Linked DNA regions of Homo sapiens: regions 1, 2, 3, 4, 5 and 6 are each linked to region 7. The links are chromatin loops, found by intact Hi-C in ENCODE. Cell type or tissue: PC-9. All regions are shown on one strand. Each heading gives the region's core, and the rest is flanking DNA. Links, peaks and the distances in the headings are about the cores only. Region 1 overlaps BALR6 (B-cell acute lymphoblastic leukemia associated long RNA 6). Region 2 overlaps BALR6 (B-cell acute lymphoblastic leukemia associated long RNA 6). Region 3 overlaps SATB1 (SATB homeobox 1). Region 4 has its middle 68 kb from the start of BALR6. Region 5 overlaps TBC1D5 (TBC1 domain family member 5). Region 6 overlaps TBC1D5 (TBC1 domain family member 5). Region 7 has its middle 130 kb from the start of SATB1.

Region 1 (4,591 bases), core at 320-4,319, 160 kb before region 7:
CTGTTGATGCTTTTGTCTGATAAAATTTCTCTGTAAATATGGAGTGACTTTCACCTATATTCCTTTCAGAGGGCTATATTTGGTGATGAATTCACTGTCCTGTAAAAATATGTATACATTTACCCAGCCAGATAAGAAGGAAAGGAAAAGAAGGCACTGGTATTTGTTGATAGCTAAACATTTGAGGCTTCAAATACATTTCCTTGGATAAAGTGTACATTATAGAGAAACTTTTAGTTGGTAGCTGAATCCTTTATCTATTACTGTGTAACAAATCACCCCAAAAGTCAGTGGCTAAAACACCATTTATTGTTTCTAATGGGTCCATATTTTAGCTGAGCAGTTCAGCTAATCTGTGCCAGGTTTGGCTGAGTGTGTCTGGACTTGCTTATGGGTCTGTGGTCAGATGGTGGGTTAGGTAGAAGCTTCATAGTCTAAGAAAACCTTAGCTAGGAAGGCTAGGATCTGCTTTACAGGATCTCTCATCATCTGATAAACAATCCTGGTATTGATCACATGGCAAAAGCAGAGGTCCAAAGAATGAGTGAGTGAAAGCATGCAAAGGCTCTTGAGGCCTAGGCTTGGAATTGGCACCCTGTCACTTCTTCCCCCATTCATTCTTTCACCAAAGCAAATCTCAAGCCCAGTCCCCATTCAAAGGTAGGGAAATCAACTCTAATACTTGATGGAATGATTTGCAAAGTCACGTTGTGAAGGGTGTGAATACAGGGAAGTTATTAATTGGGCTGTCAATTAATCTACCACAGTAATTATCACAGATGCCCTACAATGTTGCTTACTACCCAGGTTGCCTGGTCGGAAACTTTGGGCCAATGTTCACTAAGATGAGCATCCATTTATTGACCACATTAAGTGCATATGAGATAGATAGATAAGCAAACGTATGATAAGTGTTATGAGGCAAAAGTTCACAGGCTAAATAATCATCTAAAAAAAAGACTTGACCTAGGCTGAGAGGTCAGGAAATCCTTTATTGAGGATATAACGTGGCATTGAACTCTGAAGGCTGAATAGGAGAAAAGGCCCAGGCATGTACAAGGCACCAAAGCAGGTAGGAATATGGCCCTTTGGAAGAGCAGAAAAGAGGCAAGTGTGGTTGAAGCAGGAAATTGCAGGGATGCAGTAAAGATAACCTGCCCCTATTTTGCAGGCCTTCATGTTTAGGCCATGTTAAAGATGGGAGTTTTTAATCCTCAGAAAAATGAGAAAGTTTAAAGGCCTTTAAGAGAGAACCCAGATCAAATTTCCATATTCATAGAATATCCCTGACTGCTAAAGGGAGAATGCATGCAAGGGCCTCAAGGGAAGATAAGGAGTGATAAATTAGAAAGATATTTCAGATGAAATGTGAAAGAGGCTTAAATGAAAGTTGTCACAGTGGAAATCAAGAAGGGAAAGGCCCTAGTAATATTTTAAGAATGAAATTAATGGATAATGAGAAATAGACTTGTTTATGGCCTCTGCAACTATGTAAATGGACGTGTTATTGACTGAGTTCAGAAATATGAGAGAAGGTTCAAGATGAGGGGAAAGACCATGAGTTTGGCTTAGTGTAAGTGCCTTTGAGACATCCAAGTGAAGACTGGAAGATATCTGAGCTGGAGATGTACCTCAGGGAGTCATAGGTATATAGAGAGTAATAGAAGCCATGGACATCAATAGCTCCCTGAGGAAGAGAGTTGATAGTAAGAAGGCAGGAAGCTCCAGGATCAAGCCTTGAGAAACTCTGAAATTGAAAGCTGGGTAGAAGAGGATGAGAATATACTAAGGAGAAGTATCTAGATAGGTAGGAGGAAAGTCAAGAGAGTGTGGTCTTATGGATGCCAGGGGAACAACAGTCCATGCTGTTGACTATTACTGAGTGATCAAGGAATTTGAGAGTGAAACAGCCCATTGGTTGTAGTGACGTGGAGGTCATGGCCAACTTCATTGAGAATAGTATAGGTGCCGAGCAGTGGGGCGTATGAATAGAGAAAATTAACAAACAGACCCTTCTAAATGCCACACTGGTAGTTTGCTTCAGAGGATTCACCTCTGAAAATTCAATGGAAGTCTTGAGATGTTATAATTCCCCTGTTTACTTTGTCTGCCATCTTCCTCTACAGTTTGGTGAAACAAATTCATAGGATTTTAAATTTGGCCCCTTCATATTAGTGTGCATGGGAAGAAAAGACTAGGAAACTTTTAGCAAGAATGTGAGAGAAAGGATGTTCACCTTTGTGTATCTATTCTCTTGGTAATACCTGGAATTATGTTATTTCCTATATCTACTCAAGCTTACGTTAAGTACTCATTAATATTTGTAAGTAGTAAGGTAAGTATTCCATTAATGTTGTCTGTTAGTAATTTAGGACCTCAGACTCCTCAGAATCTTTTGTTGCTCTCCCGGTGCACTCCTTCAGATCTCAGTGTTATTCTAAGTGCAGTCATCTGGTTCTACAGAAGTATTCACACAATAATTAAAAGGAAGGAAAAGCTATTGTCCTGTTAATATTAATGTATAATTCTGGTGTCTTGCTTTATGTCCAAAGCTATAATTGTATACCAGAAGACCCTCTTTCTACTTTTGCTTTTCGGTTCTTCTCTTTGCATGGAGATAAATTCTTATCAAGGCTTTTGCCTTTCCCACTTTGAGTCATTTCTCTATGTAGTACAGCAACATCTTTTCTCAATGATTCATCTTTGTATTTCACATATGCAGTATTTCCTCATGTATCCTATGATTTAAAAATATGTCCCAATTGTTGCTAATTGTTTTTTTTGGAAAAATTACCACTGCTAAGAACAGTGACAGTGAGAAACAATAAGTGGTCTCTATTTACTAGGTAGATTTTTACAAATGCTTTAGTAAATGGCCTGAGAATACTTCATAAGGAACAACCCTCTAAGAAGGAAATATATTTTTATTTAAATCTCTTACTAATACTCAGGGTGTTTCATTTTTCCTCCCAACTTTCTTCCTTGTCTTGGTGACCTCATCATCAGTCACATGTCACCAAACTGAAGAAATTAAATCTGCACCTTGGTGGCAATACTGATCCCACCACATTGACAGACAGTTCTTTTGTCCTTTGGCCGTGGGGAAGTCCTATTAAGCCATCAAAGCTCACAGCTGGCATGTGGGCTGGTTGAAGAGGAAAGAACAAGACAGAGCTTTTATTTTTTTTAGATGGGATTCCCTTTCCTTGTTACTTTCTCCATTTTCATTCATGGGAAATGGTATGCCTCGTCGAAGAAAATGCTCTAAATATAAGAGAAGAAAGTAGAATAAAATGAGTCACTGGGAGATCAGGGATTTCTGTCTGGGAATATTTATCTTTTTAAGGCTGTCAGAGTGCATGTTTCTGCTTGTTGTTAGAATCCTGATCATTGGTCACATGGCTTCTGTTTTATTAATAGTGGGCTGTACTTTTCTGGAGGATAGATTGGCTTCTAATAGCTGCTTAAATCCATGTGGAAACTAAGCAAAGCAGGGAAGAAGGAGCAGCAGTCTGTAGTTACAGGCTTCCGTGGGTAGCAGAGTGATTGAATAGAACAGCGCTGCCATAAACTGATGAAGTGAGGGCCAGCTGCTGGCCGTTGCCTGCCCTGCACCAGGTCTGTGGCCATAGGCATGTAACTTACCCAAAGTTCCATTTCCTCCACTGTAAAATGGGCCTAGTAATAATGCTTACCTCATATAGAGTGGTTGTAAGGATTCGATGAGTTAATACATGAATAGTAGCTGCTACTTAGGACTACAGGAGTGGTTTGTTGAATAACACATGGGTTCTCTCTGTCACTAAGAATGTCCTAGTAGTTAATGATTTATTGACTGATTTCTCTGGGTCAGGCATTGTGTTTTACGTGCTTTAATTTTTTTCATTTAGCCTTCACACAATTCATAAGGAAGATACCGTATGATAGTATCCTCATTGTATGGATGAGAAACTTGGGATTGAGAGATATTAACTTTCTTTTCATGATCCATACAGATACCTAAGTAGCAGGACTCTAACCCTAGGTTCCTGAACACTGTAGCACACCACCCTCACCAGAAGACTTGCAGGGAGCCTTCCTGCCCATCATGTAGTGTATTTTCACTCTCTAAAACTACACACACTAGGGTGAGTGCTTGAGCCAGAAAATTCAATTCAACTTTTTGAGCCAAGATAACTGATATAAGTGATAACCCCTTTTTGATAGAGGAGTGCGGACTTGGATTTCAGTCCTAGTTCTATTCCCTACTGACTCCGTGACCTTGGGAAGTGTATTAGTCTGTTTTCACACTGCTGATAAAGGCATACCGGAGACTGGGCAATTTACAAAAGAAAGAGGTTTAATTGGATTTAGAGTTCCACGTGGCTGGGGAAGGCTTACAATCATGGTGGAAGGCAACGAAGACCAAGTCACATCTTACACGGATGGCAGCAGGCAAAGAGAGAGGGAGCTTGTGTAGGGGAACTCCCCTTTATAGAACTATCAGATCTCATGAGACTCACTCACCATCACGAGAACAGCATGGGAAAAACCCACCCCCACAATTCAGTTACCTCCCACTTGGCCCCTCCCACAAAATGTGGGAATTCAA
Region 2 (4,591 bases), core at 222-4,221, 61 kb before region 7:
CTCTTGTAGGGGCACTTGCCAGACATTCTGAAATGATTATGCCCAAAGGGAGTACAGTAGATTTGGACTTGTATGAACAAGTAACTGATTTTAATCTTGTTGGAGTTCAGATGTCATAGAAATACGTTGCAATAGTAGAACTATAAGAAGTTGCACGTTTAGAGTTGAGTAACACTAGTAGGATTTTTTACTGTCATCATTTAGATAAGAGAGCCATGGCCCAGTAAGGCTAAATGGTCCATTCAAAACTCAAACCCAGTTAGTGTCAAAGCCAGGACTCTAATTTCACATCCTCTAACCCTTAGCCTAATGCTCTTTCCAGGGTCAGATTCATGTACTAGTCCTTTGCCATAGAATATCTAATCTTGAGCAAGTTAATTAATCCCCCTGAGCCCTGATGTTTTTCTCTGTAAAGAGTGCACAATAATATCTACTTGTAGAGTTGTGGAAGAAACTAAACAAGATAATTTAACTTAGTACTGTGTCTGGAACATAGTATATGCATAGAATGCATAGAATATGCATAGTATATGCATAGAATGCATAGAATATGCATAGTATATGCATAGAATACGTTGTGGATATTATCATTACTAGTATTATTCCTCAGAGAACCAGCTAACAGTTGGATTTATAGGGTAGAATTTGAAAGAGAGGCTAGAGCTCATCTGAGGAGTTCTCTGCTTGGTGATAGCATCTGGAGCCAGGAAAGCAGGTGAGATTGCTGACAGCGAGCGTAGAGATGGGAGAAGCACTGAGAGGGTAAAACAATATTAAAAGTTTAGAAGATAGATGAAAAACCAGCTACAAAGACAAAAGAACCAGGATGGTGGAAAGTTACAGAAACCAAGGGAGCAGCAGACATTGGGTTTGGCATTTTCATTGGTAATCTTGGAACAAACAGTTTTTGTTGAGTGAGAAACAGAATTCAGATGCCAAAAAACAAAATAATAAAGTTAGGGTGTGTGCATGTCTTGAAATACCTCTTTACTAAATGTGGTTGTTAAAGAAGGACAGGGATCAATTAGTAATTTAAGATGGTTGCAGGGTCAAGGAAAGGTTTTACTTTTAAATATAGAGAAGATCTGAGCATGTTTATTGGCAAGAAGAGTTTGACGAAACAGAAAGAAGGATGGAAGATGAGATTAAATAATTGTTGAAGTTATAGGGAATAAGATCCAACTATAGGATAAGGTTGAACGACTTGGCAGAAAGGAGAAGTATCTCTCCCTCTGAGGGTAGAGAAGCTAAGGGTAGAGGGATCTTGAGGTGAAGAGAAAAGAAAGTGAGGATGCTTAGCTATTGCATGCCCTCAGTCTGCGGGGTGAACTTAACCATCAGGATATTTCTCTCAAATGAAGGTCCAGGGCTAAGGTGGCAGTATTAGGGAGAAATGAAACATTTGGAACAAGAACCATGGGAGAATTTGACAGTCAATTAGAGAGCAACACAAATATGTTGGCATAGGCTAAAGGGCCACCTGAGGTCAAACAGCATGACTGTGCGGTAGACCCCATCACCCCAACATCAACATCTTGACCTCCTGGTATTTGACAGACCACAGTATTCCCAAGAATGGAGTTCTGGCAACATCAAGGAAGCAAGAAGGTCTAGGCTGTATTGAGAGAGGTTTTATCAGAACGATGGTGATGGAATGGAAAAGAGGTAGTGCCCACTGGTAAAAGATAAAAGGCGTGTGCTCAGTGGACACAAGGTAGTAGGAGCTGGGGAAAATTCCAGTGAGTGACATTCTGGCAGTGGAACAGTTTTGAGAGGTGATGTGTGAGGTGTGTGGCTGAGGTGAAGAGAGGAAAAGACTGGAGGGTTTGGAACTGAGGAGGTTAAAGAACTGAAGCCAGAGGCTTTAATAGTCTGTTATTGCCGGTGAAGACTGCATGATAGCAGAAGACTGTGAGCAAGAGTACCCCTCAGTTGGGGGTGTAAGTGGCATAAAATGCTGAGTCAGGGGCTCCTTCAAGCAACTGCAGCTCAGAGCTCGGCATTTCTGCTCACTTCATTGCCCGTGCAGAGACTTTGGATGTCTCCCCGTGATCTTGACAGGCTGGAATTTTCTAATCCTGGTAGTCCTATTCATCTCAAGAGATCCTGTGCTTCTGGGTTTCCCTGCAGGGAGAGAATGTGCCTACCTGCATTTCCCTGAAGTGCTTGTTTGTTCGCTACCCAGATTCCCAAATATCGTCAAGCCTCCCCTGTTGTGCCAGCCTGCGCCTCTCATTTAGAGAGGAGTGTGATGCCGCTATCCATTTTGCAGTCTTTGTGCACATCAAAACAAACAAACAGAGACCCAAACACACCCCAGCAGGCTTATTGTCAGAGAATTAGCTCCCATGCTGGCGCAGCCAGACGAATTCAGATAAGAATAGCTTAAAATAAATCCTCGCAGGCAAACTGGTCACAGGCCAGGGCTGTGGGATAACTTCTGGCTACAACCACATTCTGTACACATGTTCTGTTATCCTAAAAGATTTTATTTTACATTTTTTAAGGGAGCCAGAGGTAAAAGGGAAGCAAATTAAAATTGCCTTCTCCTCACTGAAGCCTGAGGTAGATGAGGAGGTATTTGGTTAAGAACTCAGACAGCATGGTTGAACATTCAAGAGCACCTGTTTATGATTATTTTTTGCCTCCAGGTAAATTGAAATTTGATCTTCCACTGCTAGAGGCTTCTCATTCCTAGAGACATTAACCACATGCATCAGTTGGATGGCATTCCTCTCCTAGGTCAAGCCTGTGGCTCCCGCCTCTGTAAATATCTGGTCCTCCTCTATAACCTTGAAAGCTACCTATGAACACTCCTTGACACTTGGTGCCAGTTTAACATAATAAATGTCTTTGGGGACTACCTGCATAATTACAGAAAGAAAAATCATTTTCATCTTGTAACTAACTAGGTAGATTCAAAGCTAGTGCCTAGATTTTCTTTAAATACCTCTTGACTTCAGGGAAATCTGAGTCTAACATTGTGACATTGCATTGGCCAGTTTCAAATTATTATAACTATGATTTCAACATTCCCAAGTCTGGCTGTGTGGATAGACGGTGACCCAGCAAGGGAACAAGGTGTAGAATCAGGAATAAGATTAATGCTTTTCAGCTGGTGACATGGAAAATATGCATGAGCCTAGCTGGTAGCTGTTCTGCTTTCTTTCTCAGCAAATTTTTACAAGGTGGAAGTCACCTTGATTGTCTCAAAAGCAAAGGGGGTTATGACGGCAACAAGTCTTGATCTATTTTGTGGGCCAATAAGTGAAACTATTTTTCCAAACCTACATTTCTATATCAAAACTTGCTTTCTGTTAAAACTCCCAGTCCCCGATCCAGTAGGTCCCAATTCATTCTGAAATGAGTTATAAGTTCGAGCAAGATACTGCCTCTTATTAAATAATAAAGGGGCAGTATTTATTGGGTCAAACAGATCTGTGTTTAAATTAACCACTGCATAGTCTGAGCAAGTTACTTAACCTCTGATTCTTTAGTTTTGTCATTTATCAAACGATCATAACATTTTCTACCTCTCAAGGTTACTTTGAGGATTAAATAACATAATTTATATAAAACAATTAGTAGAATGCATTTGATAGCAGGAGGAGGAATTATAATGAGCTCTATGTATAAGGCACAGTGCTAAATTCTTTATAAAGAGTAACTCATTTAATCCTCACAACAGACCTATTGACCTATTATGACCTATGACATAAGACCTATTATGAAGATCCATTGTTTGCACAGAAACACAAAGAGGTCTGGCATGTTAGAGATGAGAGGAGAGGTGTAAGAATAAACTGTATGTAACAACAAAAAGTATGATGATGATGGCGGTGGTGGTGGTGGCAGTGGTTAGCATTTGTTGAATGCTTAATAAGTACCAGGTCTTGTGCTAATTATTTTAGTATGCAGTATCTTGTTCATGTCTTATAATTAATGTGAGAAATAAGGTACAATTTTAAGCCCCATTTTTTTTACTAAAGAAAACAGAAGTACAGAGAAGATTAAAACTTGCCCAGCGTCACACGGCTGGTCAGTGGTGGTACTGGGACTTAAATTTAGCTCTTTTTGATGTTCTCCCTTCTCTTTAAGAGACTCTGCTCTTAGCCCCTAGCCCAGTAATTTTCAGCGTGGTCCACAGAAACAGCATTGGCATTACCTGGGAATTTATAAGAAAGATAACTTCTCAGGTCCCACCCAAGACCTACTGAATCAGGAAGTCTGGAGTGGAGTCCGGCACCAGAGTTCAATATAGGCCCTCCAAGGGATTCTGATGCATGCTCAAGTTTGAGAACCATGCCCTAGACACTTTTGCTTCCCTTTATGGGGCACTTTAGGCTTGGTGAGCCTAATCTATTGAACTGATTTGATCTTTTCAGCTGGATTCAGCCTTTGCATCTGGCTATCTCCAGAACAAAATCTCACCATCCCATTCCTTTGGCCTTCCATTGTTTACACCCTTCCCACTCATGGCTATGTGGTACCAGGAACAAAAGACCCTTTAGGAGTAAAATGTGTCATAAGTGAGCCTTCCTTGCAGCGCTATTGTTACGTACATTCCATTGGAGATTGGAGGTGACCAGGA
Region 3 (4,591 bases), core at 342-4,341, 94 kb after region 7:
GATTTGAAATATATTAACTAATTTTCAACATTGCGAAAGTCCATCACAGCATGCCAAGGAAAAGAGTATCAAATTCTGTAATTATCAAATTTCTTGGGGAATAAAAATTGTTAGTGATAGAAGAAATTTATAAATCATTAGAAAACTCTTAAGGTGTCTTTCCCCCCTAAATAACAGAACATCAATTTTCAACTAATTTTTTTAACTTTTGGAAGAACTCTTTCAAAAATGGGTGGTTCTCCCCATTGCATTTAAGAGACAATATGAAATAAAAGAATTGGAAAATTTTCTGTTCATTTTATAAGGGCTAAGCAGCTCTTCTCTCTTTAATCTTGTACATGAAATAATGCTTGGAATAGTAAGACATATTTGGTTTCTTCACTTAGCCAGAGTATCAGCTTCAGAATAAAATTTTGTCAGGATTTCTATATAATTTGCAAATCTACTTTCCAATATCCTGCAGAAACAGTTAAAGGTATATTGGGGGAAGGAAGGTAACGTGTCATGTCAAAACAATGAAGCCCCAAGGTTAAAACATTTGTTTTTTTCATGGTTTGTTAGAAGTACAAACCTGGTTTTGTTCCCAAATTTAAAGATAATGTACCATGTTGCCGAAATGCAACAGTTGGGTGCAGACAATACAAAAGTACTGATACTTCTTAAAATGATTTATAAGCTGGTATTTAAAAAGAACTTTTAACAGGTGCAGAGGGCTTCAGAGTCCATTTTAAAGTTGTCTCTCACTTAGTCTCTTACAGCTAAAGCCTGGAAATTGGACCTGAACTTTCGTTTTTACCCTAAGAAATGTGACTGAAGAATGAAGGGCATGTGTCCTTAGGATACTAACGAGTAATGCTGTAACTGTGTCTACACAAGAGCAAAACATCTAGTCAATTTAACTAAAATTCAGTCAAACAGGCAGTCAATCATCCAGCTATTTAATTTGCACAAGGCCACCTAATTAGTTTGACTGTGTTTCTGATGTGCCATATTGAAAGTAAAACATTCAGGTCTCAAAAAAAAAAAGTTTGAAAATAGGTGTAATGAAATAACCCTTGCTCTTTACTCCTCTCCACCAAATGTTATGTCTTAAAAAATGTACTTGACAAAGCAATATATTCTCAACTACACAGATATGGATACATGAAAACATCAGTATAAACACAATATGCTACAAATTCCTTGAGCATAATAATCTAATATTCACTTTCATCATCCCAGCACAATGTCTCTCATGTAAATGTTTGATAAGTATTTACTAAATGGACTGATCATGTGTATAAAGACCACAATGGAGAAAACAATCACAAACAGGTGATAGAAACTTAAGAACAAGATGTGTTACCCATGAGTCAATTCTAGTAGTAGTTATTAGCACTCATGTTGGGCCTACAGTGAAAAGTTCTGTGGCATTTTTTGAGATGTTTTTCCTAATTGTCTAATAATTAAAAAAATTAGATTAGGGCAAAACATAGTTATAAATATTTAGGATGTTATTTGGGAAACTTGAAATTAGGTATTTAAAAATCCCAAATAACAAAGTACTATATCACATATTTCTATCAAAAATATTTCCTGAGGCAGCAGAGATCTATAGTGAGAAAGTCAAATACAGGAAAACATACAAAATAATATTCTTTCTCAAGTCTTGCTAACATATAAGACTAAGTCATTTCCATATGGTTGAGATTGGAAGGTAGTTATGTCACTTGGGAGAAAATTTTAAAAGTTCTCTACCTATATTTTGATGTTGGTGTGACTTCCTATTTAAGCATACAAGTGTTTTTAGGGGCAAAGCATTTTACTACCACTTAATTATTCTACTGGAACAAGGTTTTTTGTTCGTCTGAAATATGTTGATGGTATAAAGTGATGTTTCAAACCCTGAAACACTCAAAGAGCTTTAAAGCAGCCAGTGTAGACAGTCTCAGGTGTTTCAGAAACCTTTGGGTTTTTTTTTTTTTTTTTTTGGCCCAGAGCTTTCAATGAGGGGAGTGCCCCCTGGTGGAAATGCTTGAAAATATTGTCAGAAAACATTTTGATTAGTGATAATTACTTAAAAAAAAAAGTCACTTTAGAATAATTTTGGATGCAAAATGACTGCTATCAGATCCCAGATATGGGAATGTATGTTTTGGTCCTGTTCAGGTTGTTGTTACTTGAATAGCTGCACTCATATTTATATGCTGAATTCAAGATATATGTGGCCACCAGTTCCCATATCCTATAATTGAAGACATAGTACAGACTTGCCAAGGTCATTTGTAGTACTGCCCACACAGTGGACAGTAAGCGTGACCTTTTACCAAAAATTCTTCATGCTAAAAAATAGTATGAAAAGGCCATCATGTACCTTATTTATGTCATAGAATATGCTGAAACATCAGGACTAAAATATGTCATCAGTATCAAGAATCATTGGCGCTCAATAAATTTGTTGAATTAAATTAAACAAAATCATTAGTCATTCTTGTGTCTGAAAAGAACCTGAGAACTTGTATGTTATGTAGGAAGTTACCAGTACCTCATAAATATTCATTTTATTGAAAATCAGAAGCTGCCTTTCATTGGGACTTCACATCTTACCAATAATTAGATGTGTGCTGTATCTATGAAAACACAAAATTGTTTTGCATTGTCATTACATAGCGGTTAAGTCAGAGTTCTAATTTTTTCAACTAAAGAATGAATTTACTGCTGAATTCCTAAACCTGTTTTTACATTCCAAAAACAGTTTACAAGTTATTACAAGTAAAATTCATTAGTAGTTGTAAAAGAAAGAAAAAACCTCCAATAAATATTATCAGTATTTCCAAAAGCTAATTATGAATTCTTTAAAACAGCAGATAAGCGAAAGAGACTGCCAATCTGAACAAAAAGGCTGTCTGGCCTCCCGTTTGTCTCCTCTTTGAACATAATCACTGATTCAAATAGATTTTATCAGCTTCATGGAACTTCAAAGCCCTCAGGAAGAAAATATGATTTGATGAAACCTCCCTCCTAAAAAGAAAATACATAGAATATTCTTCAAGGCTACCTGCCTCTGTTGTTTGGTGAATTTTTAATCCTATGTCCAGGTAAAAGACTATTTTCAAACTCCACCTACTACCATGGATTCATGCCAAGTAAGTTTTAAGTAGACACATTTATCTCTGTCGTTTGGCAGGCTAACCAGAGAGCTGTCTTGTTGGGGTAATAGCACCTTTTTACCTTTTATTCAATAGTGATATGGATAGTGGACTTTTCTTAAATTACACTGTGAAGAATTATAGAAACACAGTAGCAATTTCTGTTATACTTAAGCAGGCAAATTTCTCTCCACCACATAATTTACAGAACTCAAATTTAATAAAACATTACATGATGGTCCATTACTGTTATCAGTTTTGAATAATCCATCTTCATTCTTTATTTTACTGGAAAATAAAGTGTGCCAAAAGACAAGAGGAGGGGGAAGAAAAAGGGGAAAAAAGCCACAGAGTGGGATCAGAGTTAAACTCTGAATTTTATTCTTTTAAAAATCAAAGGGTATTAAGGAATGTATTTGCATGTATCAGAACCATTAAATAGCAATAAGATAGAGAAGTGAATTGAAAAGTAGAAATCTAGAAGCTTTGGCAATTACTTTTAGCCATAGGTTTCCATTAAAAAGACATCAAGTAGGCATAACTGAATGAATGACATATGCTAAAAGCTGATATCTTCAACGGCAATTAAAGAACCCATGCCCATCAATTCAGAAGGGGAAAAATTCCTTAAAACAAGTAACTATATAAGTTTACCATAAATTTTCAGAAAAGGTAGGCTTAAAAAAAAACCCATGTGCGAAAGTCTTGGGAGGGTAATGTGTTAATATAGGGAACCCTATTAAGATGATAAGAAAATTCTCAATAGTTAAAACCTAAGACCCAGGGTTTTAAAGTTATACAGAGCTTCAATGACTAAAATAACCCTCAATTCATACAAGTGTTTTCTATCATATTAAGGTCTTAATGCCGTTTATAAGAAACAGTATCTTCATCTGACCCTATCATGTAACTTTGTATTTGTATGTACATATTTTACATTAATTTTTTTTTTATTATACTTTAAGTTTTAGGGTACATGTGCACATTGTGCAGGTTAGTTACATATGTATACATGTGCCGTGCTGGTGCGCTGCACCCACTAAGTCGTCATCTAGCATTAGGTATATCTCCCAATGCTATCCCTCCCCCCTCCCCCCACCCCACAACAGTCCCCAGAGTGTGATATTCCCCTTCCTGTGTCCATGTGATCTCATTGTTCAATTCCCACCTATGAGTGAGAATATGCGGTGTTTGGTTTTTTAATGTTTTAAAAGTTGGAGTTGGAACTGCACATTGTACTAGGTGCACACAAATGTGTGATGTGTGATTTAACTCTGCAGAGCTCCTTGTCTATACATACGCATTAGCATGTGTATTTTCATACTCCACACTCACACCATACCCTCTGCACCTGCTTTTATTGAAATGCATACACTTTGAAATCAACACACTACATCCAGTCATACCAATGCATAATCATTAAAAAATAAATGCAGCTGTGTATGTATGTGTGTGTGGTTTTT
Region 4 (4,591 bases), core at 291-4,290, 400 kb before region 7:
GGGAATGGGTGGGTAATCCAAATTGGTTCAATTCAAGTCAGGTCTGGGACTTTTGCTAGACCTTTGGGAAGTTGGGCTCTTTCTTCTGGGGCTTCTGAACTGATAGACTGTTAGTTTGAAGCGGTCAGAGACTGCCATAGAAAAGGATCTTGACTGAGAATGAAGCTAACACAGAGGAAAATAAGAGGCCTGGTAATAATATTTACATTACAAAGCTTAATCTACCTTTGAATTTTTAAGATACATGAACTACTACATGTCCTTATTTGCTTAAGTCTCCGGGTAGGTTCCTATCCCTTGTAATGGCTTAGCATATAATAGCTGAGAGTCTTCATATTTTGATGTAGACTTCCTTTCTTGCTTGTCTTCCTTTTGTTTGTTAAATTTCCCTGAATCATCACCAAAACACATTGTAACTTTGAAAAACTCTTTCCCTTGGGAACCGTCATTTGATCCATATAGTGGCTATGTGATGGTGGTTCAAGTGATACTGGGCACCAAGTAATTGAACAAGAATTTCCTAAATGTGTTTGGTGGAATACTAAAGTGAGACTTCTTTTTCAAAATTTTGTTTTTATTTTCTATTTTTAACATTTTTGTGGGTACATAGTAGGTGTATACATTTATGGGGTACATGAAGTGTTTTGATACAGACCTGTAATGTGAAATAAGCACATTATAGGGAATGGAGTATCCCCTCAAGCATTTGCCCTTTGAGTTACAAACAATCCAACTACACTCTTTAAGTTATTTTAAAATTTATAATTATGTTATTATTGACTATAGTCACCCTATCCCTATCGTACTATAAAATAGTAGGTCTTCTTCATTCTTACCATGTTTTTATACTCACTAACCATCCCCATCTCCTCCCCAGCCGCAGCCGCCGGCCAACCCCACTATCATTCCCAGCCTCTGGTAACCATCCTTCTGCTCTCTATGTCCATGAATTCAATTGTTTTTATTTTTAGCTCCTATTTGTTTTCTGGTTTATCTTTCTTCCTTCTTTCCTTCCTGTTTTCCCCTAGTGAAGGTGATTTTTCTCTGGCGATATGATTCAGCTTCTTGGTTTTTATTTTTTGTGCATTCATTGTATGTTTTTTGGTTTGAGGTTACCATGAGGCTTGCAAATACTATCTTATAACCCATATTTTAACCTGATAACAACTTAACACTATTTGCATAAACAAAGAAATAAACAAGCAAAAGGAAAACTAACAAAAACTCTATGCTTTAACTTTACTCCCTCACTTTTCAACTTTTTATTGTTTCTACTTATATCTTTTTGTACTGGCTATGTCTGGAAAAGTTGTTGTAGTTATTATTTTTGATTGTTTCATCATTCAGTCTTTCTACTTAGGATAAGAGTAGTTTACACACCACAGTTATAGTGTTATAATATTCTGTATTTTTCTCTGTATTTACCATTACCCGTGAGTTTTGTACTTTCAGGTGATTACTTATTGCTTATTGATATCATTTTCTTTCTGATTAAAGTTCTCCCTTTAGCATATCTTGTAGGACAGGCTTGGCATTGATGAAATCCCTCAGCTTTTGTTTGTCTGGGGAAGTCTTTAATTCTCCTTCAAGTTTGAAGGATATTTTCACCTGATACACTATTCTAGGGTAAAAGTTATTTTCCTGCAGCACTTTAAATATGTCATGCCTCTCTCTCCTGGCCTGTAAGTTTTCCACTGAAAAGTCTGCTGCCAGATGTACTGGAGCTCCATTGTATGTTATTTATTTATTTTCTCTTTCTGCTTTTAGGTTCCTTTCTTTATTCTTGAACTTTGGGAATTGTATTATTAAGTGTCTTGAAGTAGTCTCCTTTGCATTAAATTTGCTTGCTGTTCTATAACTTTCTTGTACTTGGATATTGATCTCTTCCTCTTGGTTTGAGAAGTTCTCTGTTGTTATTCCTTTGAATAAACTTTCTATCCCTATCTTGTTCTCTACCTCCTCTTTAAGGCCAATAAATCTTAGATTTGCCCTCTTGAGTCTATTTTCTAGATCCTGTAGGCATGCTTCATTGTGTTTTATTCTTTTTTTGTCTCCTCTGACTGTGTATTTTAAAATAGCCTGTATTCAAGCTTACTAATTCTTTCTTCTGCGTGATTAATTCTGCTATTAAAGGATTCTGATGCATTCTTTACTATGCCAATTGCATTTTTCAGCTCTAGAATTTCTACTTGATTCTTTTTAATTATTTCCATTTCTTTGTTAAACGTATCTAATATGAATCTGAATTCTTTCTCTGTGTTACCTTGAATTTCATTGAGTTTCCTTATGACAGCTATTTGAATTTTCTGTCTGAAAGTTCACATATCCCTGTTTCTCCAGGATTGTTCCCTGGTGACTTATTTAGTGCATTTCATGAGGCCATGTTTTCCTAAATGGTGTTGATGCTAGTAGATGTTCTTTTGTGTTTGGGTATTGAAGAGTTTGGTATTTATTGTAGTCTTTACTGTCTGGGCTTATTTATAGCTGTCTTTCTTGTGAAGGCTGTCTAGATATTTGAAATGACTTGTGTGTTGTGGTCTAAGCTGTGCTTTAGGGGGCGCCCCAAGCCCAGTAACACTGTGGTTTTTGCAGACTTGAGGTACTGTCTTGTTAGTCTTGGACAAGATCTGAGAGATCTGCATTACCAGGCAGAGACTCTTGTTCTCTTTCCTTGCTTTCTTCCAAACATACAGGGTCTCTCTTTCTGTTCTGAGCTAGCTAAAGGTGGAGGTGAAGTGACACAAGCACCCCTGTGGCCACCAATACTATGACTACACTGGGTCAGACCTGAAGCCAGCACAGGACTAGGTCTCACCCAAGGCCTGCTGTAGCCACTCCATGACAACTGCCTATATTCACTTATGGCCCTGGGGCTCTACAGTCAGCAGGTGGCAAAGTCAACCAGGCCTGTGTCCTTCCTTTCATGGTGGCAATGACCCCCAGTCCCTGGGTGGGTCCAGAACTGCCTTCTGGGAGTCAGGGACAAGAGCTAAATTCCTTAGAAGTTTATCTGGTATTCTATTGTATTGTGGCTGAGCTGGCACGAAAACTACAAGATGCATTCCTTCCCACTCTTCCCTCCCCTTTCCATAGGCAAAGGAGCCTCACCCTGTAGCTACTGCCACCCCAAGCCATGAGGAGTAATGCCAGACTACTGCTGATGTTCCTTTAAGGCCCAAGGTCTCTTAAGTCAGCTTGTCATGAATGCTGTCTGGCTCATTACTCACCCTTTAGGGCAGTAGACTCCCCTCTGGCCAATGGGAGGTCAAGGAATGTCATCCAAGAGCCATGTCCTGGAATTGGGGACCCCAGGAGCCCACTTGTGTTCTACCCCACTGTGGCTGTGCTGTTACCTAAGGTGCAAGACAAAATCCCATTTACTTTTTCCTCTGCTTTTCTCAAGCAGATGAAGTTTTGCCCCACAGCCACCACATTTGGTATAGTGCTGAAGCCAGCAAGTCTCAGAGGCTCACCCAAGGCCCTCAATGTAGTACCTGGGTATTGTTGCTGGTTGTTCAGGGACCAAGGACTCTTCAGTTAGCAGGTGATGAATGCTGCCAGGATTGGGTCCTTTCCTTCAAGGCAATGGGTTCTCTTCTGGCCCAGAGTTTGTTTAGAAATGTCATCTGGGAGCTAGGGCCTGGAATGGGGGCCTCAGACTCTGACTGGTGCCTTGTCCTGCTGTGGCTGAGCTGGTATCTTAGATGCAAGACAAAGTCCTCCCTACTCTTCCCTCTCCTCTCCTCAAGTGGAAAGAAGAGGTCTCTTTTGGAGCCTTGAGCTGTACAGCTTGGGATTAGGGGAGGGGTGATACCGGCACTCCCTTGGCTGCCCTAGCTGGTGTCTCCGTATGTCATGTACCCCCTCAGTCCACTTCCTCTGGGCCTAGTTCAGCACTAGGACTAACCCAAGAGTTTCAGTCTTTATGGCCTAGAGAGCCTTTCAAATTTGCTTGGAGACACAGTGTTGCAGCCGTCTGTGGCGAGGTTTGCAGGCACTCAAGTTCGGACTGCTGGGATGGCAATTCCTTCTGGCTAGAGTTAATTTAAATGCTTTGTCTGTGGGTGGGTGTCAGCTGGGTTTGGTCCAGTTTTTCTTTCTGCTCTAACAGGACAAAACTGAGTTAAGTGCCTCACAATTGCTGTGTTCTCTCTTCCCCAGCACCCAGAGAAACTCTCCCCACTACTCCTCTGCTGCCAGGCTTGGGAAGGGATGGCACTGGCGATTCAGGACTGTTTTTTCTATCTCTTTAGTGGCTCTCTCTTTCAGTGATATGAAGTTAGAACCAGGTACTGCCAGTGCTCACCTGATTTTTGTTTTTAGTGAAGGTGCTTTTTCTGTGTAGGCAGTTGTTAACTTGGCGTTCTTGTGGGAGGAATGATCGGTTGAGGTTTCTAGTCTGCCATCTTGCTTTGCCTTCCTCTAAATTGGGATTTCTAAACAGCTACCATGAGAACAAAGTCAAATATGTTTGAGAAATACTAGGTTAAACAAATTTAAACAGATTTATTTTCTTCAAATATTTGTTCATTTAAACTAAGAAGAACTAAGAATTTCCATGAGGGGCATAAAAAAGTTTTAAAAATGTAGT
Region 5 (4,591 bases), core at 289-4,288, 660 kb before region 7:
CCATGCCCGACTAATTTTTTTTTTTTTTTTTTTTTTTTTTTTTTTATTTAGTAGAGACGGGGTTTCACCCTGTTAGCCAGGATGGTCTCAATCTCCTGACCTCGTGATCCGCCCACCTCAGCCTCCCAAAGTGCTGGGATTACAGGCGTGAGCCACCACACCTGGCCCCAAGATAAATTTAAAATATAAAATAATATTTTTATAACCTTGGAATGTAGCCGAGTTTCTATGGATGTTTTCAAGTAACAAATATGACTATGCAAAAATTTAAAACTTTTGTGCAATGGGAAAAAATCACCATAAATAAATATGAAATATACACAAACTGGAAAAATATTTTTATCTTATATAACAGACCCGAAGTAGATATTCTTAATATAAAAAGACTTTCTACACACTAATACAAAGATCATCACCTCAGTAGAAAAAAGGACAAAAAGTGAACAAAAAAAAAGTTTTTAAGGGACACATAACAAGTTGCACAAAGAAATGCAAATAAAAATAAGTTAATTTCTTCCCAGCTGATAAAGATAAAAAACACTGACAATATCCAGCAGTGGCAAGAGTATGGCCATTCATATGTTATCACGTACCACTGGGGAAAGGCAAACTGGAGCATCTTACTGAGCGGTAATTTAGAAATATGATTTAAAATGTTAAATGCACTTAATCTTTGACCCAACAATTTCACTTGTAAAATTTATCCTGAAAAGACAAGTGCACAAAAATATATATACAATGATCCCACTTACAACATTACTTATTGGAAACAATCTAAACAGTTACTATTAGGAAATTAATTAAGCAAATTATAGTACATCTACTCAATGAAATTTTATTAAGCAGTCACTTAAAATGATGCCATATTGCCACAATTATTGACAATAATTGTGAAGTACTTTTTACTTTATTCTTCTTCTTTTTTTTAATACTATTGACATGTTCTACAAAGGCTCATGCATCTTATTTTTTAACAGCTATACTGAAACATAATGAATATGCCATACAAGTCATCCATTTGAAGTGTATAATTCAATTGATTATAGTATATACAGAGTTGTGTAAGCATAACCACAGTCAATTTTAGAACATTTTTATTACTCAATTCCAAAAATTACCCCATACCCATTAAACAGTCACTCCTCATCTCCCTCCAATCCCCCTTACCCTAGCAACCCCAAAACTGCTTTTTGTCTCCATAAATTAGCCTACTGTAGACATCTCATATGAAAAGAATCATCTAGTATATGGTCTTTTGTGACTGGCTTCTGAGTCTGTAGTTTCACTGCCCATTTCTCTGATAAAGCTAAAATTCTTATTTTCTGTGGAAGCAAATGGAACTGACTTAGGAAAAAATTGCCCTGTGACTAATTCAGACTGTCTCAGCAGTAATATAAAGTATAAATTTCACCATCTTCACTTTTGTAACTTTTGCAACAGTACAGATGAATAAAAGTAGTACTGTTTTTCAATAACCACACAATAATGCAACTCTACATTTTATACAACTGAATTTGAAGAAGCCATTTTTCATATTATGGCTGGATTTTTACTACATATTCATACAATGAACATTTCATAGCAGTGAATAAGTAAGAGCTACATGTATCAACATGGATAAATCTTAAAAATAATATTGAGAGAAAATTTTAAGTTATAAAAGAATATATAATAAAAAATACAGACAATAATAAATACTGACAAGGATGTAAAAATGGGGATCCTCATACATTGTTAATGGGAGTGTGTAACAGTATAGCCACTTCAGAAAACAGCTGGGAAGTTTCTTAAAAGGTTAAACATAAATTTATCATATGACATACCAATCCCACTCTTAGGTATCTACCCAAGGGAAATGAAAAGAAATATTCACACAAAGACTTGAGCACAAATATTCTTAGCAGATTTATTAATAATAGCCAAAAACTGCAAACAACATAAATGTCCGTGGAATGGACTGACAGATGATGAATGTTTTGACAAGACATACTAGCAATGTAGTAATATTCACCAATAAAAACGAAGAAATTACGGATACCATGCTACAAAATAGACAAACTTCAAAAACATTATGCTCTGGACAAAGATAGGCACCACAGACCAAATATTATATTATTCCATTTATATCAACTATCCAGAAAAGGCAAAGCTATAAACACTAAAAAATAAATAAATAAATTGTTGCCTTTGGTTGGGGGAATGGGGATTAGGAGTTAATGTACATAAGAAATCACAGTGGAGGAATGAAAATGTTCTACAGCTGAGTCATGGTGACAGCCACACAATTTGGTTAAAAAAAAAAAAAACTATGAATTGTACACTTGAAAAGATGAATCATACCTTTTGCACGAGCACAAACTATTCCCCATCCCTCACCAAAGATAACTTTTTGCGTGTAAATTTATAGGAGAGTTGTCAAAAAATAAACTATGGTGGTATCTAAAGAAGGTTTCCACCATAAAAAAGGGGGTCTGAGGGGATCAATTTTGTCACAATAAATTCAAGTGTGTCTGAGTACGCTTTGAAGGTCACTAAACTGCTAGAACACATCAACCTAAGAAAGTAAGATCTCTTACTCTTAGACTACATCAAATCCTAGACGTGAAGGAAAAACAGGTACAGAACTTTTGGTAATCATCCCAACCTCTCTACTCCAGGAATAGCAAATAGGTTTCACTCACACTGAAACTTCTGGCTCCCTAAAGATGGGAAAATTATGAAACTGCCCTATGGCTAAGCAAGAAAGTATGCCATGACCTGATGTCGCAACAAGCATAGGAGAGGGAATGCACATGAGATCATGTATTTGCCATCCCTGCTCTAGCCCACTCTATACTTAGCTAAGAGCACAGTTATACAAACAGCCCCCTTCACCTCTACAGAGAAAAGACAAAGGTGAGATAACCACAGAGAAATATAATACAGAGGATGCAAGGTGTGGGGGTTGAGTCCACCAGTATAACAATAAATGCCAAACTCCACATTTCCTACAAAGGTATCTCCTGACTCCCTTTAACTTTATAGAGCTAGAACATTCTTATTAAATCAGGTGCCATTTGGTGTAGCTAAAGGAGATAATCTCTTTTTATTTAAAAAAAATCAACTTAAGAGAAAATAAGCCTGAATTAGCTTATCTGAATTAAAACTAATAAACTTTATTAAACTTTATTTAACTTTATTAAAACTAAATAAACTTTATTAAAACTAATAAAAACTGTTTCAAAGATTTATTTTAATTATGATAGGGAATCTCAGATTTGGCCAAATCCTTCCACCCAAAATATCAATTTCCTCTTAAAAGAAGAATTATTTTAGAACTTGAAAGTTAGGTTTTAGGGCTAAGGACAATGTTATAAAAAAGAACATTATAAAAGAAGACAAAGAAAAAGAAAACATAATGTCTAAGAATAAACTAATTTAGTCATTATACCTTTTTAAAGATTTCTGCAGTGGAAACAAATGAACAAGTGTTAGTCATCAAAGACTACTACTCATTTGATTCTGCCACAGTCCAAGCTAGAAAAAAATGAAACAAAACATCACAAGCCTCTCTTTAAAGCAAAAATGCAATGCCCTTTTGTCAAGCAGAAAAGAAATAACTTGAAATAAAATATTTTCATAAAGAACAAACTATGGAGTTTCATTATTTCTATACCTAGAATAATACTAATTCAATCAGCTAGATATTAGGCCCTACTATGTGAGAATCTATTAAAGAAATCAAATATTCCTACTAGCCACAGGATATTCTTCCAGGAAATACAAAAATTCTAAATCAATCTCAGCCTTAAAAAAAAAAAAAGTGAAGTAATTCCACACCCACACTTTACCATTTTTCTGCTTTCCTTTCATCTACTACTTGACAGTTATTAAAAGTTAGAACAATTAAGTGAAATTATCGTACGTAATATACTTTATGCAGATATGGAAAATTTTTAAAACAATCCATCTAGGAAGACAGTTAATGTGCTTACTGCTGAGGTATTCTTGAGTGGGTTTTGATTTATTAGGACACCAGGGGTCCTATGAATTAGTCCATTGCTTACTTAAATCATGCCCTTGATCCAGGAAAATCCCATGGTACCATTAACAAAATTATTCACACACAAAAAATACACAAACTACATTCTGTACATCAATAGATGGTGGCTATTGGTTTCATGGAGGGAGTGTGCATAGTGGTTACCAGCATGAGTTCTAGAGCCAAACATCCTGCCTTTGAATCTTGGCTGCAAGATTTTGGGAAAAAAAATTACTTAACCTCTCTGAGCCTCAGCTATGTCATATATAAAGTGGGGACCTAACTCATAAGGTATTGGGAGGATTAAATAATATGATTAATATGATTTGCATAAAGTGCTTAGAAAAGTAACTAACACTTAGAGCTTATTCACTATCATTTGCTACGCACCTTCCTCCTCCTATTCCTCCTCCTACTACTACTGCTACTAATCTTCTACATTCTTTTCTTTCCAATGTAATAAGGCCACCTATGTAACATTTCTCGGCATTTGCTTCCCAGAGCATTTTTTTTCTTACACAGTTTGCTGGAATATTTTATTTGTGGCTGGTTCTAACTTTATGTTAATTG
Region 6 (4,000 bases), core at 1-4,000, 860 kb before region 7:
CTGTCAAAAGTTCGGCAATTTAAAACATGAAAAAGGAACAACATCAAAAGGTATTTGTCTTCTATAATAATATCAAACATTTAGAAAAAAAATTTTTACTCAAAAATCTATCATATTCATAAAATCACATTTAGAACAAATTATACATATCAATTTAAAGACTACAGAATAAAAGTAAATGTACTAAAGTTGGAAAAAATGCTTACCAATGCCCCGTTGTTATATATTCTTATTGATTGAAATTTCATAGTTCAATTTTTTTAAATATATACTTCAAAGTACAGCTTTTATGAAACCATAGTATACCACTATTAAAAATGTCATTTGTTCTTCAAAACAAATTAAAAGTTTAGAATCTGATTATATTTTATACTCCTAATTTATATAATGTAACTTTCAAACATCAGGTTGTATTTGATTTTTATAATATTTACAGCTTAATATAACAATGATTTAATCCAATTTTATACTTTTAATATACTTTGAACAACCGAAGGTGCAATAGGAAATCATCACAGTGGTCGTGGATAAGTCAAACAGTAATTACAGAGCTTTCACTTTAAAGATGAGATTATTTTTAATTATTGAGTATAGTATCTAAGGTACTATACTTATATAATTATGCTACTCATTAAATGGTGACTGAATGCTGAAATGTAATTTTAATGACAGCTACCTATCTTTCTTTACACATTTTATAGCTGACAGATAGTAAAGAACACTGGTTCTTTTTTGAGAATTTGGTGAGATATGTGCAGCTGTGCCAGTGTTCAGGAGAAGTGGACTGAGCCTGCTTATTAAACTTTCAACTCTACTCTTTTTTCAAAATATTGTTCCAGTTTATTTTGTTTTTTGAAAAAACAAAAAATCCTAAAATGGATTACAACACTTAAAAATGGTGACAATTTATAGAAGAAAATAATCCAAAAACATATAAATGTTTAAAATTAACCTAGCTAGGTATAAGTTGCTAATTCTTTGAAAACATGGGTATGGTATTACTCATACAGCACCCTTCATTTTCTTTTAAAAATTAATAATATTATAATAAACTAAAAAGATGTAAGGAAAATTAGTCTCTGTCTTGCTAAATGAAAATTTCCTACAACACATGTTATTTAACAGCTTGCAGACATTTCCTGTGAAACGTTCCATAATCAGCATAGAATAAGTACTATATTATACATTTAAAATATGAGCTTCTTTCTCGTTAAAACTAAAGATTATGATTAAACATGAAAAATAACACCAATAGAATAGTTCTTCCTTTAAGGTGATATTTATCAGATCAAATATAAAATCCTTCAAATAATTAAGAGAATTTGGCTTTATAAACAACCAGGTTTTATCATATTATAAAGGTTTTATTTAATTTAAAACTGTTTCCAAATGAAACTATCACATTAAATGTAACTTTCAAGGTGCAAAAAAATGGTAATAGGGAAAAAAAAAGCAGTTTTTCTTTCTCAAAAACATAGCAAATAAGGAGTACAATTGTTTCACTAACAATATTAGAGAAAAGATTTCAGAGTTGGCTATATGGGGAAAAGGCAATAAAGTTTTGAAGCGGGAAAAACGCTTTGTTCCCTCAATCCTCTAGTTGAAATTAATTATGGCAAATGTTTATGAAAACATCTGTTCCTTACAGTTATAAACTCTTAATTTTAGTATGGACGATCCCAGACTCTTATTTTGGAAGGAAACTGTCTGACTATGGAAAGGTTTACAAAAGAACAGACAGAATCTGTAATTCTGTAAAATTGTGTATACAATGTGCTACATCCTGTAGAGATTTTCCTTGGTGTGAAACATTTGGAGAGGCTTAATACCAGTAACTAGGAGAAATCAAAGACAAACAGAAAGGCTCATTTTTCATTTAAGCTATAATATGATAAAAAACATATCTGTAACACCAGAAAACAACTTCCGCCAGTTTGGGAAATAAACAAGTGTTACTTTACTACTGAATCTAATTTGGAGGTAAGTATAATAAAATAAGTATTAATTTTATAAGGGATTAAAGTAAATGAAATGACAATACAATCATGGGAACGTATATGTAGTGTTTCCCAAAAATAACAACAGAGGGTGCAAGAGAGTTTACTATGATGTTTTTACTTGCTATTCTGATCCTTGAACTAAGTTGTCAGGTAGCCGTAACTGTAACAAAGATGCATCATACACACACATACAAATACAGTATTAATGTAATCTTACACAAAGACTATTAAATGGTCAAACAGCACAAATATCTAAAATGTGGTTTAAGATAATAGGCTTCCTCTTACCTGAAAATAATTTAACTAATCTGCAATTTTTAGAATACAGTTGTAACTTTAAAGGTATTTCAATATCTAATGTAAAGTAACCAGTAAAAGAATCTAGATGTCTTTATTGAGTATATTTTGAATACATGCATGAATTATATAAAATAAATAACATATGTGTAACTATATATTTATAACATTGTACAACATATATCTATAAGAACAATTCATCAATTACTTGTGACCGTAAGTTTGAAATTTATATAACATTCATTTCTCATTAATTGGTATGCAACTTTCCTAATGGGTTCATAATATTCAATGAAAATAAATTGCTGATTTGCAAAAATATGCTGATAGTTACATTGGCTTAAATTATAAGAAAATGCATAATATTGCTTAATAGTAATTTCTAACATGTGTATCTAACTTACTAAGCCAGAAAGGATAACTGTGACTTAAATTTCAAAACAGAATGAATGGAATTTCAGACTCCCTTTTAGCTTTAACTGAAGTCATGTTTAACAAAGGGCATTTTTGGTTCCATCTGTGCACTGTTGAAATCTTTCTAAAGGGAGGTTTACAATAGATTTCTGTAGTATTTTTTTATACACAAACATCTAGTTCATGAAGAGAGAACCAGAGATTTTTAAACTAGGTTAAGTTAAAAACAGCCAGAATAACACTATAAATAATCACGCCTACTCAAATGTGTCTTCAGTTTACATGTGAAAACATCAAGTTTTAGACTATCACATCACACTAGGTATGAATTCTGAAAAGTATTACATAATAAAGAAAAGGTTTTATCTTTGAATCATTAGAGAACTGTCAACATACACAGTCTGGGTGGGGTATTTAATAGTAAGATGGGGAAAAATGACTTGGTTCAAACTAAGATGAAAACAAAGCTATGAGTTTAGTGTAAAGACCTGAAAGCCTTTGTGTCTTTTAAAGGAATTAGTATATACCAATGAAATGTTTTAGTTAACTTTAAAATCCTTTAAAAAAATGATTTTTAAAAATCTATGAATAAAGTATATTCATGTGTTGACACACAGTGAAGGCAAAGCATAATGACTCAGCATTATCCATAAAGTAGCCACATCATTTGTGAAATCAGGCTAACCATTAGCCACCCCAAGCTAATTACTTATGCTAAAAATCCAGGACCACTCATTAGATCTAAGAGCCAGTGCTGAAGTCAACACAGAAAAAAATGTGTCAATTTTATAATTTTCAATTTTCTTTATTATTGTTAATGTACTTACATTCCAGTGATTTAATAGTCATATTTAGTTCTCTAAATAATGTCTTAAAAAATCTGTATTGTAGATAATGAAAACTCAAACGTAAAATAGAAATTCATAAGAAGTCTTAAATAAAAAACATTTTCAAGTGGACATTTTAATTTGAGAAAAGGATGCTTTGTTATCAAAGGTTCCTATTAAACCTTTCATAGAATTCTTAAAAACAAAAGACAGAAAGCAGCATGACATCAGCAAGATGGCAGAGTTTGAAACTCCAAGTAGTACATGTCCTCCCACAGAAACACTGAAAAACAAAAAGTAACTTTTAGGACTTTGTAAAAGCTGTAATAAACAGTCAAAAATGTTCCAAAGCAAAATGAACACTGAATCAAGAAAAAAGGCAACTTAAAAATTTCGTGGTGTTTACACTTGCCCTTGCCCCACCCACCCCATCCCTGGCACTGTAGCAGTCTGGAAGAGGGT
Region 7 (4,591 bases), core at 345-4,344:
AATTTGGAGAAAATATTCTGACTCAATGATTTTATATAGAGTTAAGACATTCTTAGATACTCAAGAGTTCTTAAAATACACCCCACATATGCCCTTCTTGGAAAAAATTGATGATATTTTAAAAATAACTTAGTAAAGAAACAACACTCAAGAAAAAAGATGGATACAAAAAGCAGTAAGTACTGCCAATTAACTGTAACAGTAAGTATAAAGCATTACAATATTATTGAAGACTAGCTATTAAATAATTATAATTGTCAATAATTATTTTCAAAATTAAAGATATAGTTGGTATATATCCATAGTAATATAGTATATATAATGTATAACTCTATATATAGTATTTATAACTATAGATATATATAGTGTGTGTATATATATAATACTGGGCATCTAAAATCTTATACTAAGAAAGACTGAAAAGTGAGGTATATGTGAAAAAGTGTACTGAACTTTGATTGATGTGGGGTGGGAAAAAACTCAAATTTTGTTGTTTTTCTAAGGTTTTGAAAATTAGAGAAATATAGATTAAATATGCATTTTGAAATTGTTAATTATAACTATTAATGGAATTAAAAATCAGAAGCTATCTTTACAAAGCTTGGAAAATATGAAATATGGAAATATAGTTTTGATAGCAAAAGTCAGAAAAAAGTGAAAAAATGACGCATAAAATAGATCACATGGATAAAATGATAGTTAAAAAGCAAATATTTATTTTGTAAAAAAATTAATTGATTAAAATACCATATTAAAAGCCAAGATTTATATTTGATCAAAACCAAAATCCCACTATCTGCTGACAATGGCATACATCAAAAACGGACACAAAGCTGTACCACTAAACATTAAAGTACAGATTAAAATATGTTTAATAAGTGCTGATCAAGGAAACCATATTGTTTAATTAATATTAGGCAAAGTAGAATTCAGTGCAACATGTAAAGGATGTCCTTGTCTTAGAGGGTCATTTTACATCAATACAGGATATATTTGGTAAAGAAAATGTAAAAATTATAAACCTCCCTGTACCAATTCCAATTACAACCACATATATAAAGTGAAAATTATTATAAATTAAATGGAATTTCAGGTATACTAAGTGCAAATTTTAAAAACATTTTCCCTAAAGTTGAAAAAAAAAAGCACACAAAAATAGTATACTTTGGAAAGAATTGGCAGTTTTAACTATTTTTTTCAAAGTTGAGTCTTTATGTAAAAAAGTACACAATAAGAGGCTCCAAGTTGGCTAACTAGGGGCATTTTATACTTGCTTCCTCCACTAAGAAGAACAAAAATAGCAAGTAGATAATCACACTTTAAATAGATCATCCAAGAGAAAACACTGGAATTCAACATATAAGTGACAGGCAATACCTAAAGCAAGGAAGGAGAAAGAAGCAAGGCAGCCTACTTGGCTGGCTTAGCTGGGAGCTGAGAGAGACTCCCCAATATGGGGGAAAGAGTGAGAGACCCTCAGCAGTCCACATTCTCACCCTGGACTCCAGTCCTAGCCATGGAAGAACCCCTCAACCCTCACAGGCCCTGAAACTAATGTAGGGAGCTGACAAGGAATTGTACCACAAGCACTGTGCCAGGGAGGAAAGCTTGTGCTGGGTCCCTCACATTCTTTGAGACCTAAGCAGCAATGGCAAGGTGCCATTTTAGAATTCCATCCCCAACAGGCTGCACACTATCCTGAAGCCCAGCAGCGCTGAGGCTGAGGTGCAAGAAAAGAGCTGGCTTAGGCATGAGTAACTGCAGGCTACCACACCCAGGGCTGAGGCATGAGTGGTATGCACACTCCCCACCTGCCAGTCTAGGTTGCCATCACTGAAGATAGCACTGCCCCCCAGTGGCAGAGCAGCAGCATGGCCACTGCCACCCCCTACCTGAACATTCCACTGATTGCCTAGGAATTACCCTACCCCTGCATACCATGGCCAGTTCCTATACACATTATCAAGGGGTCTGAGGGCAAGACAGCCTGCCCCAGCTTCATCCTTCCTTCCTCTGCCATGACAGAGCAGCACAGAGTTCAGGGACCGGGGGATTGCCCAGCCTAGTCCACCACCAATGGTACCTGAACACTCCTCCCAGGGACCTGAGGTTGGGCCTAAACTGGGCCACTATCACCTAGTTGCACTGCCACCTGTGGGCCTGGAGACTGACTTGTTCAGCCATTCAGCCACTGCCAGCACCAGCACACAGTGATCAGGAACCAGAGAGTTGTCCTACAACTGCCACTGCCATTGCCATTGCCATTGCCCATGCCATGCCAGCTTCTCTTTTAAGACAGGCACATTCTACCCATCACTGAGGCCCAAAGCCTGACCTATCTGGCATCCCAGTTGCCAGGAAAACTGCACACAGCATCTACTAATAACTGCACTCTAAGCCACCAAGTAAATATAAAATACCACTGACGCTGTTTACAGACAAACAAATCACGCAGAGACAACTCTCCTGCATACACCAAGAATCAAAGCCAGAGTGCCTTAGCCAACTAACACCATAGATTCATCCTTAGGAAAAAGTCCTTCCCTACAAAAGCAAATTCAGAAAACTGGAAGAAGCGACTTATACGCCAGATGCATAGATATCAACATAAGGACACAGGAAACATGAAAAAGCAAAGAAATATGACACATCCAAAGGAACAAAATAATTTTTCAGAAACACATCCCAATCAAAAAGAAATCCACAAACTCCTGGAAAAAGAATTCAAATTATTGATTTTAAAGAAGCCTAGTGAAATACAAAAGAACTTTAAAAACAGTACAGGCCGGATGCAGTGGCTCATGCCAGTAATCCCAGCACTTTGGGAGGCTGAGGAGGATGAATCAGCTGAGGTCAGGAGTTCGAGACCCACCTGACCAATATGATGAAACCTGGTCTCTTCTAAAAATACAGAAATTAGCCGGGTGTGCTGGCAGGATTACAATCCCAGCTACTGAGATTAGGAGGCTGAGACAGGAGAATCATTTCAACCCAGGAGGTGGAGGTTGCAGTGAGCCGAGATCGTGCCATTGCACTCCAGCCTGGGCAACAAGAGTGAAATTCTCTCAAAAAAAAAAAAAAAAAAAAGTACAAAAAAAATTCAGAATATGAATGTGAAATTTACCAAAGAGATAGATATCACAAAAAAGAACCAAACAAATTCTGAAACTGAAGAATTCATTGACTGAATGACAAAATACATTCAAAAGCTCCAACAATAGACTAGATCAAAAAAAAGAAAGAATCTCATAACTTGAAGATAGGTCTTTTGAAATAACCTACTCAGACAAAAATTTTAAAAAAGAATAAAAAAGGAATGAACAAAGCCTTCATGATATGTGCAACACCATAAAGCAACCAAATACCTGAATTATTGGTATCCCAGAAGGTGAAGAGAAAAACAAAAGGATACAAAAACCTATTTAATGAAATAATAGAAGAAAACTTTGCAAGTCTAACAAGAGATTTAGACATCCAGATACAGGAAGCCCAATGACACCCAAACAAATACAATGCAAAAAGGTCTTCTCCGCAGCACTTTACAGACAAGATGTCTAAAGTCAATGACAAAGAGAGAATCCCAAAAACAGCAAGAGGAAAGCATCTAGTCACCTATAAGGAAACCCCTAACTGACTAACCATGGACTTATTATCAGAAATCTGACAGGCCACAAGAGAATGAGATGATGTATTCAAAGTGCTGAAATGGAAGGAAAAAACTGCCAGCCAAGGATACTATACCCAGCAACAATATCTTTACTAAATGAAGGAGAAATAGTCTTTCCCAGACAAGCAAAAGCTGAGAGAATTCATCACTAGTAAACCAGCCCTACAAAAAATGTTCAAGGGAGTCCTAAACCTGGATGTGAAATAATGAGATTTACCATTATAAAAACACTTAAGAGTATAAAAATGGTAAAGCAAACACATAAATGAGAAAGAGAAAGGACTCAAATGACACATCCACAAATAACTGCCAAACCACAATAACAAACAATAAGAGAAAAGGAAAGGAACAAAGACTATACAAAACAATCAGAAAACAATATGACAGATACAAAACCTCACATATCAATAATAATCTTGAATGTAAATGGATTAAACTCTCCACTTAAAAGCTATAGACTGACTGAATGGATAAAAACCATGATTCAACTATATGCTGCCTACAAAATGTGCACTTCACCTGTAAAGACATGTAATGACTGAAAGTAAAAAGATGGAAAATGCTGTTCCATACAAACAGAAACCAAAAACAAGCAGGAGTGGCTATACTTAGATAAAACAGACAATAAACCAAAAACAGTTAAAAAAAAAAAGACAAGATCATTATATAATGATAAAATTATCAATCCAGAGAGAGGAAATAACAGTTCTAAACATATATACCCAATACTGGAACACCTAGATTTATGAAGCAAATATTACTAGATTTAAAGACAGAGATGGACTCCAATCCAATAACAGGGACGTCAACACCCCACTCTCAACATTAGTCAGATTATCTACACAGATAATCAATAAAGAAACATTGCATTTAAACTAGAGTTCAGACCAAATAGACCTAACAGGCATTTAAAGAGCATTTTAT

What was found. A loop is a pair of places that touch in the nucleus more often than their neighbours do. Peaks named below come from ENCODE experiments on the same cell type or tissue, not always from the same donor. Only the 100,000 strongest peaks of a DNase experiment are listed, where the experiment ranks them.
Region 1: it touches region 7 in a loop (2.6-fold over the local background); 4 of 110 quality-filtered maps call a loop at or near these places.
Region 2: a loop joins it to region 7, with 6 times the contacts of the local background. A loop is called at or near these places in 3 of 110 quality-filtered maps.
Region 3: it touches region 7 in a loop (8-fold over the local background); 6 of 110 quality-filtered maps call a loop at or near these places.
Region 4: it touches region 7 in a loop (16-fold over the local background); 16 of 110 quality-filtered maps call a loop at or near these places.
Region 5: a loop joins it to region 7, with 15 times the contacts of the local background. A loop is called at or near these places in 4 of 110 quality-filtered maps.
Region 6: a loop joins it to region 7, with 5 times the contacts of the local background. A loop is called at or near these places in 4 of 110 quality-filtered maps.

What each region holds. Positions count from the first base shown.
Region 1 is chr3:18,131,899-18,136,489 of GRCh38, forward strand. All of the region lies in intron 4 of BALR6 (B-cell acute lymphoblastic leukemia associated long RNA 6), which reads left to right. Among named protein-coding and RNA genes, the nearest start is that of BALR6, 170 kb to the left of the region's middle. In PC-9, for the core only: no CTCF peak of the experiment used is centred there; DNase peaks (open chromatin) are centred at 2,703 and 2,943; H3K27ac peaks cover 2,619 bases.
Region 2 is chr3:18,232,432-18,237,022 of GRCh38, forward strand. The region is part of intron 4 of BALR6 (B-cell acute lymphoblastic leukemia associated long RNA 6); the gene reads left to right. Among named protein-coding and RNA genes, the nearest start is that of SATB1, 190 kb to the right of the region's middle. RefSeq lists a silencer at 2,006-2,300. In PC-9, for the core only: no CTCF peak of the experiment used is centred there; a DNase peak (open chromatin) is centred at 2,690.
Region 3 is chr3:18,387,311-18,391,901 of GRCh38, forward strand. The region is part of intron 7 of SATB1 (SATB homeobox 1); the gene reads right to left. Among named protein-coding and RNA genes, the nearest start is that of SATB1, 36 kb to the right of the region's middle. In PC-9, for the core only: CTCF peaks have their summits at 2,026 (motif pointing left) and 2,230; no DNase peak of the experiment used is centred there.
Region 4 is chr3:17,892,068-17,896,658 of GRCh38, forward strand. No RefSeq gene overlaps it. Among named protein-coding and RNA genes, the nearest start is that of BALR6, 68 kb to the right of the region's middle. In PC-9, for the core only: a CTCF peak has its summit at 2,562; no DNase peak of the experiment used is centred there.
Region 5 is chr3:17,637,175-17,641,765 of GRCh38, forward strand. All of the region lies in intron 1 of TBC1D5 (TBC1 domain family member 5), which reads right to left. Among named protein-coding and RNA genes, the nearest start is that of TBC1D5, 100 kb to the right of the region's middle. In PC-9, for the core only: no CTCF peak of the experiment used is centred there; DNase peaks (open chromatin) are centred at 2,297 and 2,717; H3K27ac peaks cover 3,212 bases.
Region 6 is chr3:17,429,074-17,433,073 of GRCh38, forward strand. All of the region lies in intron 3 of TBC1D5 (TBC1 domain family member 5), which reads right to left. Among named protein-coding and RNA genes, the nearest start is that of TBC1D5, 310 kb to the right of the region's middle. In PC-9, for the core only: CTCF peaks have their summits at 2,089 and 2,288; no DNase peak of the experiment used is centred there; H3K27ac peaks cover 1,312 bases.
Region 7 is chr3:18,293,583-18,298,173 of GRCh38, forward strand. No RefSeq gene overlaps it. Among named protein-coding and RNA genes, the nearest start is that of SATB1, 130 kb to the right of the region's middle. In PC-9, for the core only: CTCF peaks have their summits at 1,879 (motif pointing left) and 2,079; a DNase peak (open chromatin) is centred at 1,769; H3K27ac peaks cover 505 bases.